Linked DNA regions of Mus musculus: regions 1, 2, 3, 5, 6 and 7 are each linked to region 4. Evidence: chromatin contacts called from ENCODE Hi-C data. All regions are on one chromosome and are shown on one strand. Each heading gives the region's core, a stretch centred on a gene start or an enhancer-like site at or near the end of the contact. The rest is flanking DNA. Distances are from core to core; before and after follow the strand shown.

Region 1 (2,751 bases), core at 210-2,709, about 81 Mb after region 4:
CAGTGCTTCCACCTAAGCACTTTATCTGTCCCATCCATTTATTTGTCTGTCCCTTCACCGCTAGAACATTGTTGTAAGTCTTAACCACTCTCCTGACATTTGGGTGAGATTCAGCTTCATTATGCTTCAAGAGATCAAGAAATTTCTTGTCTCTTTTTCCTTTTTCATTCCATGTCTTAGAGTAAAGGTATCCTCCCTTTGCACAGGCATGTGCCTCCCGCTCTGAGACTAAGGGCATCAGCACTGACTATACACCAGTTTGGGAAGAATTGACTCTTTAACAGTAGTGAGTGACACAGACCACAAACACAGCATAGCCCTTTTTATTTTGGCCTTCAATTTATTTCTAAGGTGTTTTATAGTTCTCTCTGTAGAGTTGGCACTCTTTTGTTTTACTATTTATCGCAAATCATATTCTTTAAAAACTTAGAATTTGGTTTATTACTAATCTATTAAAGCACAATTAACCTCCGAGTTTCACTTTATTTGGGGCATGGAAGAAGGCACAACTACGCTGATGATTCTGTTCAGGACCTAGACCTGTGGTCCTAGCACTGACAAGCTTGAGACAGGAAGACCAGGAGTTCACAGCGAGACTGCATTAAATAAGGAGGCAGGGCACACATAAGACACTGTCTGAAAAACAAAAAGACAGACACACTTCATGATAAGGAAACTGGAGTGTTACAGATATAAAACCAAATAATCTTTATGGCTATCTTTAGTGCCCTAAGTAGCCATTAAGGACCCAGCTGTCAGGATTGGCATCCTGAAGGCTAGCAGGTAAAAACTTTGGAATGCACTGTTACCAGATCACTAACTTCCATCAACGAAAGGATGGGTCTCATAAATTATATCCTTACCTAAAGCCTATGGACGAATCATCTCCTGCTTTGCTGTAACCCACCTACTACCTGTTGTCCCCAACAAAGCGCCTGGCAAATGCTTTGTTTTTTGTTCTGTGACTGTTAAAGTCTGTGCGATTGCTTTTATATTGAAACATGTTTTTAGGCCAACCTGAATCAATGCTCCCTGGCCATGGAAATTATTACTTGATTCAAAATAAACACTATTTTATTCCTACTAAGATGACAGCTCTGTTTTGCATGTACAGTTTCCAGCGACTGTTAGTTTATTAAATTAATACGTTTTCCTACATTTTGGAGCTACGCACATAACAGAACATCTATGAACTATTGCGTTTATTACCTCCTAAACTATAGTCTTTATTTTCTCATATTATCGAATAACACACCATCATTTGAATCTTAGAAATAATCAATTAAATTTTAAATTCAATAAGAATCTGTCATTGTATATGAACTCTTTACTGTCTCACATACCAAGTTCCTGTCACAGATCCAGAAAAGGGTCCTGCAGTTCCTGCTAAGTTGGACGAGTCTGATGGTAGACCTCAGAAAACTCCTGTTTCCTCAGCCCTGGCCGCAGCCTTCTAACCCCGCCCCTCACACTGACGCAGCCAATCCGCACCATGCGTAGTAACCCGCCCCTAGACGGAGGCAGCCAATTAGAAGCAGCGTATTTTGCGCGCCCGACTTGCAAAGATGGCGCTGCACGGTGGCGCGCGGGCTCTCTGTCGAGCAGTTGCCCTGCTCCGCTGTAGCAAAATGTGAATGCAGCTGAAGGACGGTGGCACGGGAATGAGTCGGCGAAGGAAGCATGCGGACAGCCCTGCCCGGAGGAGCACGCCGCACAGGGCGGCTGCTAAGAACTGCCGCCCGGCGGCAGAGCCGTGGCTGCGGGAGTCCAGGGCGGCCTGCAGCTCCCAGCTCCGCCGGGCGGGAACGCGGTCTGCGCGGCGGGCGCAGCGGCAGGCAGCGGCTGACGGCGGGCGCAGTCCCCGGGGTGAGGAGAGGGCGGGGAGCGGAGCCTGGCGGTGCAGACCGGGCGGGAGGCCTGGGGCTGCAGAGCCGAGTCCGGTAAACCGGGCCTTTTCTGAACGTCTGGTTGTGGGCGGGGCCTGTGCCGTGGACTGTGTTCCGGAAACTGGGCACCTACGCTGGTTGTTGTTGTTTTCCTCGCTGTTTTGTTTTGCAAAAAGGGCCACCTCAGAAACCGTAGTGTGCTCCCGGAACTTGCTAGGTGTAACATCCGGTTAGCCCAGCAAACCGATGGCGCGTTCATTTCTGTAAACTTGGAGTTAAGAGATATCTATCCCAATAAGGACCAAACTCATAACCTCTATCCTAGGGTGTGTCCGTAAAATACAATGTCTGTTACCTTGCTTGTTTCTGCTATGAATAAAACGAGGCTGGGAAAGAAAAATAACATTGTAAACCTTCAAGTGATTCTAGACAGAGCTTCCCTAGAAACAAATCACTATTGGTTTTGGGGTGTATGGAGTAAAAAAAAAATTGGGTCGAGTTTACAGGAGGGGCCTTGTGAGAGTTTAGCTTGGCTTTCTGTTTGGATGCATTTCCTGTACATCTGCTGACGTCATGGAGGTACCTAAAGCCTGGTGATAGTAATTCAGTGATCAGATGGTATCATTCCTGGGCCTATGGAATTTTCAAAGAACACTTCCTAACTACAGTGCTAAACTTATGAAGTATTAAGATATTATTTTCATTGAAACATTTCTATTGTGGTTAAAGTAACTGTCTTTAGGAGACAAGCTTTGTATTGGACATGAAAATTAATTGTTTGACTTTAGCTTTTATGAAGTAACGTAACACTTAGAAGCAATGATTGTCATCTTATGCAGGAAAGGAGACGCCAGTACAAATCGTG
Region 2 (2,920 bases), core at 291-2,790, about 79 Mb after region 4:
ATTTAGTAGACACAGAGTGTCTCATGTGATAGGAGCCAAAGGAAGCCACATCAAAGTCCAGTCCACTTTGACCAACACTCCCTGCCAGGGGGCAGCAAGTCTGTTCCCTTGGCCTCTCTAAGGAAAGCAAGTCTCTGGAGACCTTTTTGAAACACACCAATTCTATTCCCAAGAGATGCAAATGCAAAAGATGAACATCCTACTGCTAATGAGGAAAAGCTGGGCCTCCTCTGAAGAACCTGTGCAGTGAGATGCTATGGATATCTTAAGGGGACTACAGAGGTAACTCAGGGGTTTAAGAGTCCCTCTTGAAACTATCCTGGGTTTAGTTTCCAGTACCCACATGGTAGTTCACAACTGTCTGTAACTCTAATCCCAGAGGCTGGACATCTTCTGGTCTTCATGGGCCCCAGGCACACATGTAGCAAAATACTCATGCACATACAATAAATATATCTAAAAATTTTAAAAGACATTTTAAAATAACATTTAATTTAATGTATTTAAATATAATGAAAGTAGAAAATGTTTATTAATAAGATGCTTGGAGTATATAGTTATGTTCAAATTTAATAACAGAATAAAATAATAGGAAAAATACTTTTTAAAGAATCTTGATCTACAAAAAGTGTTTCTAAGCAGTAAATAAAAGTGATTTGCTTTTTACTTTCCCTAATATCTTCATAATAAAATCATTTAATCTGTTAACAGTTATCAAAGGAAGATAGTCTAGTTTTTAATCTATTTAATATGACATTTTGGGAGCTGGTAGCATTCATTCATACAAGAGTGATACCACACAGGGTAGCAGAAGCATGCCCACAGGCTCCTTTGATCACCCCATGACTCCCTCTCCAGTGAGCAGTCAGTGTGTGTTGAGCATCCATAGATCAACACAATCCAGGATGACAGGGCAGGATTTACAGTTGCTTGTAGATTCTTCTTGACTTGTCTTTGAGACAGACATGGATATGGAAATCACAATTCAGAAAGGCAGAACTGTCACAGTCATGAGCTGTGGAGCCTGGGCCTGAAGTGTGTCTTTTGACTCTCACTACACTAGGCTGCTGACATTTTTAGTGCCCCCCAACAAGAAGACAGCAGAAGACACAACAGGAGTCAGAGAGAAGCCATCTGGCTGGGACTGAGACGTCTGTCCCTCTGTGGCCACCGCTGGATTCCCGTGTGCACATGCCCTCTTCTAAAGTGGAGTTTGCTTAGCTTTAAGCGGGTATATCGCATCCTGTTCCCTCTACTCAAAAGAGAGATATAAAGGGGAGAACAGTTGCCTTCAGCTCCAGATAAATGGCAGAAATTGAACTGGGCAGTGTCTCCCCTGGAATCCTGAGTCCAAAATTCGCAGACAAATCACCCAGTGCAGTGCAGGAGAACAAGAGGAAGTCCATTGTCCTTGCCAGCTGGAAAACTCCCACCCTGCAAGACCAAGGAGCACCATCTCTCCCCAATCAAGACATCCCAGGCATCCCTGCAGCTGCAGCCACAGAAGCCCCCCTCTCCCTCCCTCCCTTCCCGACGTCACCGGTGCACAGCTTTATTTTTTCTGGCCTACATTTTGAAGTCTCTCCACACTGATGGACTAAACTGGAAAGTATAATCCAATTGGCTCCGTCCAAAGCAGATGCCACATAATCACAATCACATTAATAAAGCTGGCGAGGGAATACGAAGAATTTGATGGGGTGGGGGAGGAGACACTAACAACTTCCAGAATGCTGGCACTGAGTACTTTTTTTCTAGAAACAGGTCCCGGGGAAGCCGGCATCCCCATCTTCTACACTTCAAATTGTATAAACTCCAAGAAAAAAAAATTTTTTTGGAGGGCGGGGAGGGTGATGCTTTTATTTTTTTTTGACTTTTTTTTGTTCTGTTTTTGTTTGTTTGTTTTTAGTTCAGATGAAGGGAGAAAAAAGGCAGAGAAATGCTTGCTCAAATCTTTTCAGCACTCGGAGTCTTATTTATGCACGGGGTTTCCAGCTGCACATGACATAAGTCGAGGAAAACTGGCACATCCTCCCACCACAAGTGCAGTAGAGCCGCAAGTTTGGCAAGTTGCTCTCGTTGCCAGATGCCTCTGCTGTTTCTGCAACTATGGATTCAAGGCACTCCAATTTTTTTCCTTGCTGGGAATACTTTCAAAGAAGAACACAATGTTTTGGGTTGCCTGGCCAAAGTTTAGCTGTACTTTTACATCTTTGCCAAACTTCCTGTTTTTAGCAAAAACAATTTATTATCTTGCTAGTTCTTTAGACCCCAGAGGATTTGCAGGCACAAATAACTACTTGATTTCTGTGTCTTTTCTAAAAGAATCTCATTCCTTTTCCCATAATTATCTCATAGATGCTAGGACAGGAACACATTTAACTTTTTGGGCGTGCTACCAAGGTGTAGAAAAGGTTTTAATTATTCAAACCTTTATAGTCTGAACTTTAAAGAACTGACAGTTATTTTTTTGTGTGTGTGGGCAAGGAAAATAATTCTTTTCAGGTGGTTTGGCAAGATTACAGCAGTATGGCATGTGTATCATACAAGCGAGTTTGGCGTCAGTTTGCACTGGGGACTCGAGATTAGATTGGGGAAACTTTATTAATCAGCAGCAATCAAAGAAAACATTCAACCAGACACTATGTGTGTGCATGTGCATGTGGGGGGGGGGGGTGTGTGGGGGGCAGTAATTGGACAGGGCCATGCTGTGTAACACACCTGGGTGTCAAATTCATGATCCTCCTGCCTCAGCTTCCCAAATGCTGGAGCTTATAGGCCTGTAACATCATATTTGGCCCAGTCACACATTTTTGATTGAAAAAAAAAAATCAACTTTGTTAGGTGATCACACAACTCCCCTCCCCTTGATATGACCAGAAAACCAAACCAAACCACAGACTAAGAGCCTTCTCCTTCC
Region 3 (2,700 bases), core at 160-2,659, about 80 Mb after region 4:
CCTCTGCATACTAAACATCATATATAAAGGTGATGCTATGTTAAATAAAATCACTGAGGTGATGCAATGCAAAGACACAGAGCAACTGTCTAGATTCTTCATAGAAGACACTGTCATGATTTTTTATTTCCATACAGCATTTATAATATATAATCATAGCATCCTCTTGTATTTGTATCATGAGGCTTACATTGAGCACATTCAGAAAGTCATGGAAGCATAAAGAATGGTCTTTAAAAGTTAAAGGCTGTTTTCTAAAACTTCAGAAAGTAGAAATTATGACCAACTTGAAGATTATTTGCCTAGTTTTATAGAAATGATCCTTGAAATTTTAATAGACCTCAAATTATCTGGGGATCCTTTTTAAAAAACACAAATTCTGATTCAAGGATAGGGATTTTTAGCAAGCTTCCAATGATGTCCATTTTCTTGGCTCACTGGCGATACCTTACCTAGCCAAGATCTCAGAGACACATGCCAAAAGACAAATATTAAATAGAAAGGTGATTTTTTTCTTGATTTTTATAATTTCCTAACTCTGGTTTAAAATACAGTCATTTTCATTTTATCAGTCAGACCAAGGTGTTTTGTGTTTCTTTTGCAATCCTCAATTATTTTTCAGTGTATAACAACTTCCCTTTGGGTATCAAATAGCTTTCATGAGTATGTCAAACATGCCAAAAGCTTGGCTTCTTTTCACAAAGAAATGAGGGTGGTTTTGTCTGGCTTATTGACAGTGTACTTGGACATTCTGGGCAGATGGAAAGGTTGCAATGATGGTCTAGTTATAGATGAGGCTGTGCTCCCATCTCCCATCAGTGTTCTGGGGATGCTGTCCAGAGCTGGAAGTTAACTGTGGTGTGAGGGCAGAGTGTGCAGTGCTTGTGGACATCCCCACAGTCCTGCTGTATCCCTGGAGACCAATGGCTTTTGTCAGTCCGTAGTCACTACATCAGTAAGTACTGAGGCAGTGACATGTTTTGGGGAGAATTGTATGCATATTTTTCATTTGCTCTGTAGTGAACTTCTGACTTACACGCTTGCACTCTCAAATTTGCACCTACCTGGAAAGTGAGTTGTTTTAAAATATGAACATCTGAAAAGTCAATTCGCCCTAGTTTGGCTAAGATTTAAGGAATTATGATAAGTAACAAGTACCTATTAATCACTGTGGAACAGGTAAATTTTCACTCATTAGGGTCACATACTGGATGGAGTTTCTTGAAATTGGGTCATTTATTTTGGTTGAAGGCATTGAGGATCAAAGGTCACATGGAATCCAAAAGCCATTAGTCAGGGTTCTTTTCTGGAGCCTTTAGATGTCATTGTATGAGTCACCCGTGGTAGCCTGGGCCTGGCCTGCTGTTGTGGACCTGGCAGGGTGCCTACTTTATTTCCAGTTTGCATAGATAAAAAGCAGAGCAGCTACTCTTGGAATCACTATAAAAATAAGCTTACATAAAATCTCCATTTGAAATACAGTATGCCTGTGCCCCTGCAAGCTTCCTCTCAGGGCAGTGTGGGATCTAGACATTGACAACAGGGAGAGACTTGCATTTCATAGCAATGCAAATTGTCCTTTGTTTAGGTGTACGAATTTATCCTTCCTCATGGAATTATTGAAGACCTGACCTTCTTAAAGAATTGTAATGATAAGCCACAGAGCCATACATTTTAATTTATTAATAGCAAATAAAAATCAAGGAATCAACTTAACCAGTGGTGTGTGTGTGTGTGTGTGTGTGTGTGTGTGTGTGTGTGTAGCTATTCCCTCTTGCTAAGACGGAGACAACTTGGCAGTACTGAGTTATGAGTAGCAGAAGTACTGGGCAAGAGATTTTGTCCAGTCAGTTCATTTACTTTCCCCATTGAGCCCTGTGCGTATCAGGCCCACACCCTGAAGTGAAAACACCATCAATTACCATGATGACAGGCACCCACTACTTACTCTCTGAAAGTTATTTGTATTTGACTAGAAACTGTAAGCACTCAGCAACATTCATCACATGAGGGTTCAAAACAGACTGAGTAAATATTGGACTGAATTTCTAAGCAGACATGCATGAAATGGCATGGATTTGAATTTTTAAAAATTGAGCTCTAAGCAAGCATCCCATTTGACCTAAACAGATTATTATTGACTAGTTAATTTGCATGTGATCCTACAATGAATACTTGTATCCCAATTTTACAGATGAAGGAAAAGGACAGAAAGGATTAGAGAGCTAAGAGAGATCTCTCTATACAGTGAAGCAGGGGCCATAATTTCCAACCTCCTGGAGCTCTCTACTTCCATGCCCTGACATTAAAAGTTATCACTTGTTTTTGTTCTTGAAATTGCCTCGCATGCACACTTAATAGATGAACATGGAGCCAGGCATCCCTATGACCTCACTGGGGCCCTGGCTTTGCCACAGTCACTAAAGCATTAACACCATGGTTAGATGGTCGCCAGACCCCTGGCCCTTTACATGGAATTTAAAGTATCCCTAGATGTTTCTGGTTTTGCTCCAAGAACATCAGGTGTGTGTGTGTGTGTGTGTGTGTGTGTTGATGGGTTTGTGTTGATGGTGGGATTAATGTTGGGCCCTTCTCCAGGAAAGCCATATTTTTATTTGATTTGATAAGAATTATCCTCATCAGCCTAATCCCACCACACAGGGGCTAAAATACTTGAAAGCACTGTGCCATAAATTATGG
Region 4 (2,700 bases), core at 76-2,575:
GGCCCAGGAGCCTGGGCAGTCAGAGCTGGGCAGCTTCCCCAGTTGCCCTTTCCTTGGCAAGGCTACACTTGTTTGCACCCTCCATTTCCTTCCCACCCACCTCCTAGCAACACCAGTATAAGTGGGCAAATTTCCTAGTTCCTCTCTCCCAACTACTTCTTTGCCTTTGTTAGTTCTGCTTACGATATATCCCCTTTCCAATAGAAAGAATTCGTATTTGTCCTATAAGACTCAACTGAAGGACTGGAGAGATGGCTCAGCAGTTAAGAGCACAGACTGCTCTTCTGGAGGTCCTGAGTTCAAATCCCAGCAACCACGTGGTGGCTCACAACCATCCATAATGAGATCTGAGCTACAGTGTACTTATAATCAATCAATCAATCAATCAATCAATCAATCAATCTTTGGACTCTGAGCAAGCAGGACTGGAGTAAGAAGGAAAAAAAAAGACTCAACTCATGTCACCTGCTCACCCCTTTACTCCTTTGGGCATTTTGGTGACTCTGCCTGCATTCCCAAGGCATCTTGTATATCCACTTCTGAAACACCTGCTAATTCATCTTGTTACCATCCATCTGTTCACCTGACTGCCTTGCCTACTCAACTGTGACTTTCCTGAGGGCAGGAAATGGGCCTGAGTCACCTCTACAGCATCAGCACCATGTCTGGTAGAAACAAGGATAGAAAGAGTGAGCTTGGTCCTGGGAGACATGCTGGAGGGAGAGGGACCAAGAGGATGTGGGGCCTGCAAGGATCACAAGTTTGACAGTTTAGGACTCTGTCTTTGAAGTCGAGGTATCTCACCTGGGGATCCAGGAGACACACCCAGGTTTTCCTGGTGGGTGGAAGAGATCAGACACATCAGCTAGCCTCCATGGGCCTCACCTTTCTGTAGTACTTGACAGAGGCAGGGAAACAGGAAGGAGCACACAGAGATGTTGGGGCCATCCTGCCATCTACAATATACTTTCCAGCCCTTGTTCCTGGAAGGGTTGGGATGGCCTATGTCCCTCCAGAGACCAACTGAGTGTACCTAGAAGGACCTACCCTTCACCAGAGTGGCACTCAAAGGGCTGCCTCTCTTCTCTCTAAGGCCTACTATGAGTCCTACCCCCAGTAAAATGCAGGGAGATTTATGGCCATGATAAAGGATAAGAAATCCCATGCCCATTTGGCCCCAACCTTCCCCTGGTTCCCCAGAATGTCCCCCTGCCTCCTCAGCCATCATTGATCTTACCAGGGAAGGGTGATGCTGGATCCTGTCTGGCAGCTGGTGTGTGGTGAGGAACCAGAGCTCGTTCTGTCTATAGGGTGAGGGAATGACTGGCTGTCCTTTATCAGGACTGGCTGCTTTATGCCTCCATGGAGGCGGGGATGTAAGCTCCCACAGACCCCGCCTCCCACAATGACCCCACCCCTTTTTGTTCCACTTCCAGGAGAACAGCATCAACCTGTTTGAAGTGCCCCGCCTCAGGTCCTGTGGGGGTGGGTAAAAAGATGCCAGGCAGGTGTCTGTGTTGCTGGGGCTGAGACAGAAAGAAGGGGGACTGAAAGTTTGCTTATAGACTGGGGAGGAAGGGAGGCAGTGGGAATTGGCTGTGTGCGTGTGTGTATGCACTTATGCTTATTTGTGTGTGAGTGTGCATGTGAGTGTGTGTGTGTGTACTCATGCATGCGTGTAATTGTGTGCAGGGGTGATACAGGGTGGATCACTGCCCTGATGTCATCTGGAAGCACCTGCCATTCATCTGAGGCCTTGTGGAAATGATAAGTGATAAGAAATCCTGTATGTTCAGGGACTACAGGCAGCAGAGCAGCTGAAAATCTGCCCTTCAACTTTGTATGCATCAGCCTGCTGATTCTTACCTCTCTCTATGTGTATATGTGCCTTGGCTACACATGCATAACTTGGTACCAGTATGCACAGAAGTCTGAGGAGGCAGGATAGAGTGAGCTCATATGGCCTTCTATAATTTGGAAGCATCTCTAAGTATATGGAATATATGCTCACACACAGGCAGAGGTGGATCTCAGCGGTGAGATGACGGACAGCCCAGGATGTATGCTGTGGGCGTTCAGCTGTCTCCCTGTAGGTCATTCAGGAACTTTCTCTCTCTCTCTCTCTCTCTCTCTCTCTCTCTCTCTCTCTCTCTCTCTCTCTCTCTCTCTCTCTCTCTCATGTTAGTGCACTGCTGCTCTCTTCAGACATACCAGAAGAGGACTACATATTCTATTACTGATGGTTGTGAGCCACCATGTGGTTGCTGGGATTTGAATTCAGGACCTCTGGAGGAGCAGTCAGTGCTCTTAACCTCTGAGCCATCTCTCCAGCCCCCATTATCTTATTAAAGTTGCTCCTTGGAAATCACTTAAAAGAGGATTCTACACACACAGGCAGGTCTCTAAATTACAATTTATGTGATTTACTGCAAGGCCATATGAAGAAGCAGTTTCCTGGAGATTTCCTTAGGGACTGGTAGGAGTGAGGAAAGAGTCTCACACTCTGCAAAAATATCTTTAAAACTTTATTACTTTACTTTCTCAGAATCCTTCCACACTTTGTTCTGCCTCTCTGGTCCCCATCCTTCACCCCTTTTCTTTCCTCCATTCCCTTCCACTTCTCACCTGGCACAGCTATCAGCATCTTAGACAGACAGCTCTAGCTCCTGTTTGCTGTCAGGTGCCCATCCCCCTTAGGAA
Region 5 (2,920 bases), core at 318-2,817, about 81 Mb after region 4:
TAGATTTGAATTGAAAATCATTTTCTAAAAGCAATTTCCAAATATGAGTCACAATTATGCCTCTCCTCTGTCAGAAGAATCAAGGCAAAAGAAAAGAAACAAACAAAAATGCATATTCTCAATGTGTTAAAAGTTTCTCCTAAAATGTTCTTGGCATGTTCACTTTTACCAAAATATTTTATAATTCACTAAAATTTAAATTTGCCTTTAAGACAGCCATTTTCCTTAGATTAGAGAAAATTACGATGACATTGATTGGATTAAATATTCACTTGTGTTATTAAAATCACTGTGAAAACAAACAGACCTATTCAAATGTCTAAAACCTTTGGAAGAGACTGGCTTCTGCAATGTAAATCAAGGGTGAAAATCTGGCTGATTTAATTTAAATTTTAACTGATTTTAAAATGCTGTCTTCTTTAGAGATTGAGTTTCAAAAAGTTGATTCTAAAAACTGACAGATCTTTTATGAATATTTGGGAAATTATCTTTAGCTTTTTTGTAGCCCATCAAAAAGGCAAAAGAATCATAATCGGCATTTTGTTAGTCTATGTGGTGATATAACCGAATCCCTCGGAAAGAACAGACGGAAAATGGTAGCTATTATTAATTTAGAAAGACAAAGCAAAGCCCGGCATTTCAGTAATGTGGAGAGTTGTGTGCTCTTGGAGGAGAAAGGGTTTTGTAATTGGATTTTGAAGTAATTTAGAAGACGAGATAAGACGTAATGGTTGTGTATTAGAGGTTAGAATGACAACAGAAACCCATAATGTGAGGGTTCATTGAACTGGGAAAAAAATACAACAACAAAGAAACGCAGCACTGACGGAAAATGGCCTGAGCGGGAAGCAACAAGGTGAGTATGTGAAGGCCAGAAGGACCCATTCTGAGTAGGCAGGTCAGTCAGCAAGTAGCTGGAGCAGCAGACAGGCCGACAGCAGGATGCTGCTCCTTTCTGCAGTCACCTCTCAGCCCACCACCCCACTCCCACCTCCCCAACACACATCCTTTTTCCTACTGGAGAATTTTCTCCTGTCTTCTCTCCTGTCAGTCATCACCTTGGCTCCTCAGCTCTGTCACCGGCTGGCTCCCAGGTTCTCTGAGGAGATGTCCTGTGACAGTGGCTAAGCTCTCCTACCAGCAGCCATGCACTCAAAGAGCCAGGGCAGCCGACCAGACCTGCCTATCCACATCTGTGGAAACTCATACCCTTAGCACACTGGGGAAGACAAAGAAGACTCAAACAGGAAAATGAAATCCTCCTGCCTTTACAGCCCAATATTCAGTTGAAGTCTTGGGCAAGTAAATAACTTATCTTTATTTTTTAAAATCTCTTTTCAAAGGACACAGTCGCCTAAGCTCCAGATCCCAAGATAGGCCTCGGATGAGTAGCTATTTTGGAACAAATAATTCAAGTATTGGCATTAATCAGAAGAGCTGGCTTCTACAATCAGAGGGCTATTTCTAGCTGGGAGGCTGTTTCCTGCAGGACTGAATTGCTTCCCGGTTGCCGGCACTTGGCTACCCCCTGCTGGGCAGGAAGCTAAGGGCCTGCAGATCACACCATTATGCTCCAGGGTCATCTCCCTGCAAGGCCTGGGACAGAATCCACTTACTACCTGTCAAATTGTTATCACACATTCTTGACATGAGGCTGAAGTGTGAAGTTCCCTTCCATTGCCTAAGAGGTGTTAAAGATTTTTTGTCCTTCCTTCCAAGCTCTTTGTATGCCGGTTTAAGCAGAACAAATCTATTTATTTCTTTGTATGTGTGTGTGACGGTGAGTTTATTAAAAGCACACCCATAACTTGTAAAATAAAATGATGGCATGCTTTGTTTAGCATGAAAAGTGTGCTTGCTTAAACCTCATTTTAAGCCTTCGGTGAGTGAGTCCCTTCATCTTGAGGCAGAAGACATGGATTGTGCGATGAAGACACCAGGCTTTGGCTGAGTGGCCTGGAATGAAGCCTGGTCCTGAGTTTTCTTCTCAAAGCAGCTTATCAATCACTGAAAAAACAAAACAAACAGACTAACAAAAAACAAAAAATAGCCACAAAATGAAGCACGCTTTGGCAAATATAAGATGTGAAAACCAAGTTTAATCAGATCAAGTTTTCAAATACAGATGAATGTGTTTGAATTGTCATTCAAAGTATTTTAACAAAACCCGAACTGAAGGAAATTTGTTGCTGTACTTTTAATGCATATACATTGCTAAGACAGGAAGCCACAGGCACATTTGGAAGACATAGCTTAAAAGTGACTTTAATAAAAAATGGGTAAAATGCAAGGGATTTTTAATTTTTTTAATTCAAAATAAGTAAAATCAGAAGGGATTAGGTGACATCAGGGCAGTGACAGGGAGGAACACGTGAACAGAGGGAGCTTTCAATGACTCAGTGACCCAAGTGTGGCTTTCACACTCTCTCAGTTCTTATTCTGACTTGGGTTTTTTTATTTCACTCATTTTGCAGATGAGGCAGACACTCCAGAGCAATCAAGCAAGAGCTGCCTGTGTAGCACCAGACAGACAGCATCTGTGTACATGAGGCACAAAAGTCAAGGCATACGGTCTAAAGGTACAGCAAGCCTTCTTGCTCTTACCCATGCAAAGTTAGAACCCAGTCTATTCACTGACAAACTTACAAAGGAGTAGGAGGTTTCTATATTCATTGTGCAAGTGTCAGAACACTTAAACTCTAAACCAGAGGCAGCTGCAGAAGTAAATATTAATATTTCTTTCTGTTGGAAGGGAATAAACAAGTGAAGATTTTATTAAATTTCTAGCTGTTTGGGTCCTGTGTTGTGGCTCAAATTAAGGCTGACACTATTTCCAAGTGAGGCTGGCCTTCAGCCGATGATGGTGCCTTCAGCCGTAAAAACCAGTGCAAGAACTAACTGGAGATTTTACTGTACCAGG
Region 6 (2,711 bases), core at 7-2,506, about 81 Mb after region 4:
GCATTATCTTAAATTGCTTTCGTTTCTGTGAGCATCTATTTCTTCACCTATAACCTCAGCATCTTACTTTGCTGCTCACTCATATCATTATCACTGGGAGGACCAGCAGATTCAACATTTGCTCTTAGCCAAAGGCAGAGAAGAGATGATCAGTGAACTAAAACAGCCGAGGAGCTATGTCACTCATACTAGAAGAGGCATAAATGTTACAAGTTATTATGATGATATTGCCAATGAGGCTAAATAGCCTTTAAATACCACTCTACATTAGGGCCAAGATTCCCCCAAAGGAGCAAGAACTGGTCATATTGAGTTGAACCTGATAATCTGCATTGAGAAATACAGCTGATAAATCACAGTCCGAAATTAGCCAGGTGCAGAGAAAAGAAGGGTTGGGTAGGAGGAAAGATGAAGCAACGCCTTTAATGCCAGTAAGAAATATGCCATGCACCAGTACTAGAGTAAATGGTAGAGCTGGAGAGAGGTAATTGGTGGTATCACCCGTGCATTGTGGCTAAAACAGAAGGATTGTGTGGTCAGGAAAGAATCCCTCTCCAGGGACCTCCAGGCCTCATAGAACAGACAATAAAAAGTCTTTCCCGAGACATGGTGCAGATTTGTCCTTTTGCCTCAGAAGGAAAAAAGAAAAAGAAAAAAGGATGATACTACTAGCTGTAAGCAATTAAAGGTCAATTCAGAGAAGAATTAGAAAAGTGCAGTTTCTGTTTTGGAATCTCTCTCTCTCTCTTCTTTTTTCTTTTTCTTTCTTACTTTCTTTCTTTCTTGTTGTCTTTCTTTTAACAAAAACATTATATAAGTACATCCTTCTTATCTGCCAGGTTGGTTATCAGAAAAACACTTGTTGTACATTTTAATTGGGGCCTTCTGAACACATGATGCTGTGACTCGAAGTGGCTATATCAATAATGGGAGTGATTCAGAGTTCCCAGGCAGCCAGAGGACTATTTCAGGCTCTTAATCCTCCTGCCAAATAGGGTATAGGCCAAAATAGTTCTTTTGCATTTATTTCAGGGTTTTAATCTCATATGCAACTGAACCCCATTAAATGCCGTTTCCCAGGCTCAGTCCTTGCTTTCCAGGCAGTTTAGCATACATGTGCCTGACTTACCACTTCCTGTCTGGGAAGGGTATTGACTGCCCGGAACCACAAATAGCACCTCCTTTCCAAGATTCTTGCTCCAACCCAAGAGCTGTCAATCTGTTTCTGGTCTCAGCCTCAGGGGCTGCCTAGCAGGATAGGCAGGGTAGTTGGGGCAAAACTCAGCAGCTTTTTGCTCTACTGCCAAGCACAAAAGTGGGCTTTCCATGGCTGCTCCTCAGTCTCATTTCTAATCACTCACCATGGAAGGTAATGGAAAAGTGCCTGAATTACAAAGATTCTCATTTATTACCCTGGCTGCTCCCCCACAAAGCATCTCTTCTCCCCTTTGGCAAGAAGAGATCACTATTGACGCTTTTAGAAGGCCCTGGGCCCCTCTCAATTATTGGTGTAATCTCTCCCTATTCTGGAAGCAGAGTTCTTTTCTAAGTAGATTTTTTAGAAAGTTAAAAGCTAGTCTTTGCTTTATTCATTGAAATGACTTCATGGGCTAATGTATTCTCCTGTCAGTATTTTTCATCAGTTCAGCAACATCTGCAGGATATGAAAAAAAGCAGAAAGCAGATGTTTGCAAAAGGTAGTTTCACCAAGCCTCCTTACCATAATTATTGCAGCACCACATCCCCATTTTATGGCACCTCTCTTATATTCATATGCTGTTAACTTGTCCTGTAGAAATTAAAACTGGTGTATTTCAGTTCCTTCTAAACAGATTTGCCACCTTAAAAAAAATAATTGACAGATATCTTCCATTAAATCCAAATTTCCTTTATCAAATCTTCGAGGGGAAAATAGATTAAGAAGATGTAGATATTTATCTCAACCTTCACTCATTTACACTCATTTAGTTAATTAGCACTTAATTACACTGTCAAAGGGGAAAATGTTACAATGGTCAGGACAGAGTGGTCCCCACCCCTAGGGCCCATGCTTCTTTTAAAAGGCAGACCTTTGCTTAGTGCCAGCTTGCTCCTATGTGAAACATTTGTAATGATTACTTGACAAGGGGTGCAGATCTGAGATTGTGCAAGAGAGAGCCATCACTCACTAAAGCCCAGCTGTAACTCCCAAACTGGAGCAACAGTGCCCCCCAAAGCAAGTTGCCAGAAGCAGCCAGAGAACAAACCCTGAGCTGCCCAAATGACTATTTTTTTTATAAGCCAAGGAACTATTTTAAGAACTGCTGGCCGAACCCGCAGGCTCTATCACAACCAGATGAGCATTCCAACCAAGCTGGGGAGCGGTGGCTGGAAACAGAGACTGTTTCCACCTATTTTAACCCAGACGCCACAAATTCTCTAAGGAGGAATGGAGGCGGGAGTGGAGATAGAGCAACAGAGACATAGTAGAAAAGTGGACAACTTTAGAAGTTTGTCAGACTTGAAGCAACAAAATATAATCAGCTTAACGAATAAATCGTATTAACTGAAATGCAATTGAAACTCTGCTTGTCATCGGGGTTTCTCCATCTTTTAACAAATGGCAATGGTTTTTGGTCTCACAGGTTCCTTGCCAAGTAGAAGACCTCATTAAAACTGTTGGAAAATAATAGAATTCTAATTAGCTTAATTATGATGTGAAAAATTAGCAA
Region 7 (2,700 bases), core at 131-2,630, about 80 Mb after region 4:
ATGCTTCCTATAGCATCAGGTTTATGATCTTCCTGGTCACACTCTGTGGTCATCGCAGAGCTTTGACTGAAATTCTGCAAGTGTCTGTTTCTCTGCTAACACACAAATCCAAAGCTGGGGATAATCATACTCTGTATTTTTCTTTTCATGAAAATATTTTTTTCCATACTGTGGATTCTAACTCCCCCTTCCTCCCAGTTCCTCTCCACCCGCCCCCTCCCATCTGGATCCACACCCTTTCTGTCTCTCAGTAAAAAAAACAGTCAAAATAATAAAATAAAATAAATGGAAAACAATTGGAATGGAACAAAACAACAAAACGAGAAAACAAAACCAACCAAACAACAAAGTAAAAGCATAGCAAACACATATAGATCCAGAGACACATGTTAGCACATACAAGAATACCATAAAACCCAAACTTGAAAGTCATGATATATATGCAAAGAACTCATAAGGTAGAGAGGAAAGGCCCTGCCAGCATTATGAGACAGAGAACCTGTAACGTGGCTGTTGAGTTTGTTTTGTGCTAGCCATTCCCGGCTAGGCATAGGGCCTACCCTGCCGAGTGGTTTGTTTCCAGTGAGACTCCCTTCCAAAAAAACCATCTTTTCATTCATAAGTGGTTATTGCTTGCAGATAGCTTCTAGGTTAGGGATGGGGACATTTGTAAACTTTCTCTTTCAGCTGTAGACCCCATCTGGTTGCAGACTCAAGCAGGTCCTGTTCATGCTACTCTGGTACTGTGAGATCCTGTGGGCCTCAGCCCTGTTGTGTCCAGAAGGCCTTGATTGCTTGGTGTCCTCCATTTCCTCAGCTCTCACACTCTTTCTGCCTCCTCTTCCACAGAGTTCCTTGAGCCACGAGGAGAGAGATTTGATAGAGGCATCACTTTGAGGGCTAAGTGTTCCAAGGTTTTTCACTCTCTGCAAATTGTTTGGCAATAGGTCTCTATGTGTTGCCATCTGCTGCAGGAGGCAGCTTCTCTAACAATGGTTGAGCAAGGCACAGATCTATGAGTACAGCAGAAGTCATTTTAGCTACACTCCGTCAGCAGCGCAGTAGAATTTGGTTTTCCTCTGTGCCCATGGGCTATCTAGTCTAACTAGGTTATCTAGTTCTTGGTCACCTAAACAGCCTTGAGCATCGGTTCCATTTCATGGAGTATGCCTTAAGTTAAATCAGATTCTAATTTACTGCCACAAGATTTGTGTCACTATCACACCGGTGTCCAAGTCACTCTTGTACACTGAAGAGTTTGGAGCTGGGTAACATGCAGAGTATGTTCCAGGACCATGAGCACTAGTCCACAGGGGTAGAGGCTCTAAGTGGGAACCACTTGACTTCTCTGTGTTCAATGTAGGTGGTAACTTCTGCAATAGGGTTCTGATATCAGTTTGTTGAGGGTTAAAAATAAGCCTTGGCAACAGCCTGAGCTATTTGTTGGGGGAGGGGCATGGAACCCCTTTGGATAACAATTCAATTAGATGTAACTCATTCCATGTATTGGAAGCTTCATTGGGTGATAAGAGATGTGTTTTGGGGCTCTGCCTTCCCTGTTATTTGGTGATTTCATTTACATTGCATATATATATATATATATATATATATATATATATATACCATCTTGTGTGTGTATATATATATATATACACACATATATATATATACATACATATGCATATAGATTGCATTCTCATATAATCACCTACATGTACATGTAGATGTACATACACATATGTATCAACTTATTATATATATATATGTATATATATATATATACACACATATATTACATTATATGAAGCTTCTACTACATTAGGCTTCCATACAACCCCTCAAATGGCCCACAGTTTTAGCTAGCCCCCACTAACGTCTCTTCCCTTCTTCTCCCTTTTAATCCCCTCATTCCAGTCTCCCCACCTTATCCATCTGTAACTGTTTATTGTATTTCCTTTTCCTAGGGAGATCCATCCCTCTCCCTTAGTCCCTTACTGTCAATCTAACCATCGTGGTTATAACTTCTGTGGTTATATAGATTGTAGCATGCTTATCTATGACATAACAGTCAAAATTCACATACAAGAGAATATTGTATTTGTCTTTCAGGGTCTGGGTAACACATTCAGGATGATATTTTTCTAGTTTCATCTGCTTACCTGCAAATTTCAGAATTTTATTTTTTTAATGGCTTCACTCTATGAATGTGCCACACTTTCTTCATCCAGTCATTCACTGACAGACATCTAGGTTGTTTCCAATTGCTGGCTCTTATGAACAGAGCAGCAGTGAACACGGTTGAGCAAGTCCTCTGTGGTATGTAGTGTCCTTTGAGTACATGCCTAAAAGTGGTATGACCAAATCTCCAGGCATATCAATATCCTGATGAACCTCTGCTCTGATCTCCATCATGGCTGTAGAGTTTGCAGTCCTCCAGCAACGAATGAGTGGTCCTTTGTTCCACATTCTCACTAGCATGAGAATTTTTTTCTTAACACAACAGTTCAAAGTCCACACAAGCTTTTCATCTGGAGGTCTTTAAATACATAAGAAATATTTTTAGTTTGCTAGTTTTAAAACTATAGGGTAGAAGTTGGTAAATCCAAAAAAAAAAAAAAAGCCCACAGTTTTCATAAATAAAAATCATGATACATATATCTGAGCAGCTTTGCAAGGCAAAATGACAAAGGCTCAGGGCCA

What was found. A loop is a pair of places that touch in the nucleus more often than their neighbours do.
Region 1: a map of T-helper 17 cell shows a loop between it and region 4 (28-fold over the local background). The contact joins the promoter of Etaa1os here to the promoter of Gsdma in region 4. A Hi-C loop is called at or near these places in 4 of 37 maps with a recorded cell type or tissue (T-helper 1 cell, T-helper 17 cell, T-helper 2 cell and 1 more).
Region 2: a map of T-helper 17 cell shows a loop between it and region 4 (17-fold over the local background). The contact joins the enhancer-like site here to the promoter of Gsdma in region 4. A Hi-C loop is called at or near these places in 3 of 37 maps with a recorded cell type or tissue (T-helper 1 cell, T-helper 17 cell and T-helper 2 cell).
Region 3: a map of regulatory T cell shows a loop between it and region 4 (22-fold over the local background). The contact joins the enhancer-like site here to the promoter of Gsdma in region 4. A Hi-C loop is called at or near these places in 2 of 37 maps with a recorded cell type or tissue (T-helper 1 cell and regulatory T cell).
Region 5: a loop to region 4 is called in a map of T-helper 17 cell, with 33 times the contacts of the local background. The contact joins the enhancer-like site here to the promoter of Gsdma in region 4. A Hi-C loop is called at or near these places in 2 of 37 maps with a recorded cell type or tissue (T-helper 1 cell and T-helper 17 cell).
Region 6: a map of T-helper 17 cell shows a loop between it and region 4 (36-fold over the local background). The contact joins the enhancer-like site here to the promoter of Gsdma in region 4. A Hi-C loop is called at or near these places in 2 of 37 maps with a recorded cell type or tissue (T-helper 17 cell and T-helper 2 cell).
Region 7: a map of regulatory T cell shows a loop between it and region 4 (22-fold over the local background). The contact joins the promoter of 4933406G16Rik here to the promoter of Gsdma in region 4. A Hi-C loop is called at or near these places in 2 of 37 maps with a recorded cell type or tissue (T-helper 17 cell and regulatory T cell).

Annotation. Positions count from the first base shown.
Region 1 is chr11:17,952,678-17,955,428 of GRCm38, reverse strand. Etaa1os (Ewing tumor-associated antigen 1, opposite strand) reads right to left here and starts at 1,459. Exons shown (of 3, transcript NR_131915.1): 1 at 1,344-1,459. It overlaps Etaa1 (Ewing tumor-associated antigen 1), which reads left to right and starts at 1,554. Exons shown (of 6, transcript NM_026576.4): 1 at 1,554-1,866; 2 at 2,726-2,751. The coding sequence starts at 1,635.
Region 2 is chr11:19,203,343-19,206,262 of GRCm38, reverse strand. No RefSeq gene overlaps it. Among named protein-coding and RNA genes, the nearest start is that of 4933406G16Rik, 140 kb to the right of the region's middle. Within about 2 kb of position 1,540, at least 1 of the 3 ENCODE cell types and tissues checked has a DNase peak (open chromatin) inside an H3K27ac peak, as active enhancers do.
Region 3 is chr11:18,926,185-18,928,884 of GRCm38, reverse strand. All of the region lies in intron 8 of Meis1 (Meis homeobox 1), which reads left to right. Among named protein-coding and RNA genes, the nearest start is that of 8430419K02Rik, 50 kb to the right of the region's middle. Within about 2 kb of position 1,409, at least 1 of the 3 ENCODE cell types and tissues checked has a DNase peak (open chromatin) inside an H3K27ac peak, as active enhancers do.
Region 4 is chr11:98,662,976-98,665,675 of GRCm38, reverse strand. Gsdma (gasdermin A) reads right to left here and starts at 1,325. Exons shown (of 12, transcript NM_021347.4): 1 at 1,238-1,325.
Region 5 is chr11:18,150,583-18,153,502 of GRCm38, reverse strand. No RefSeq gene overlaps it. Among named protein-coding and RNA genes, the nearest start is that of Gm12018, 56 kb to the right of the region's middle. Within about 2 kb of position 1,567, at least 1 of the 3 ENCODE cell types and tissues checked has a DNase peak (open chromatin) inside an H3K27ac peak, as active enhancers do.
Region 6 is chr11:17,685,413-17,688,123 of GRCm38, reverse strand. No RefSeq gene overlaps it. Among named protein-coding and RNA genes, the nearest start is that of Etaa1, 270 kb to the left of the region's middle. Within about 2 kb of position 1,256, at least 1 of the 3 ENCODE cell types and tissues checked has a DNase peak (open chromatin) inside an H3K27ac peak, as active enhancers do.
Region 7 is chr11:19,063,955-19,066,654 of GRCm38, reverse strand. 4933406G16Rik (RIKEN cDNA 4933406G16 gene) reads right to left here and starts at 1,380. Exons shown (of 5, transcript NR_046037.1): 1 at 561-1,380.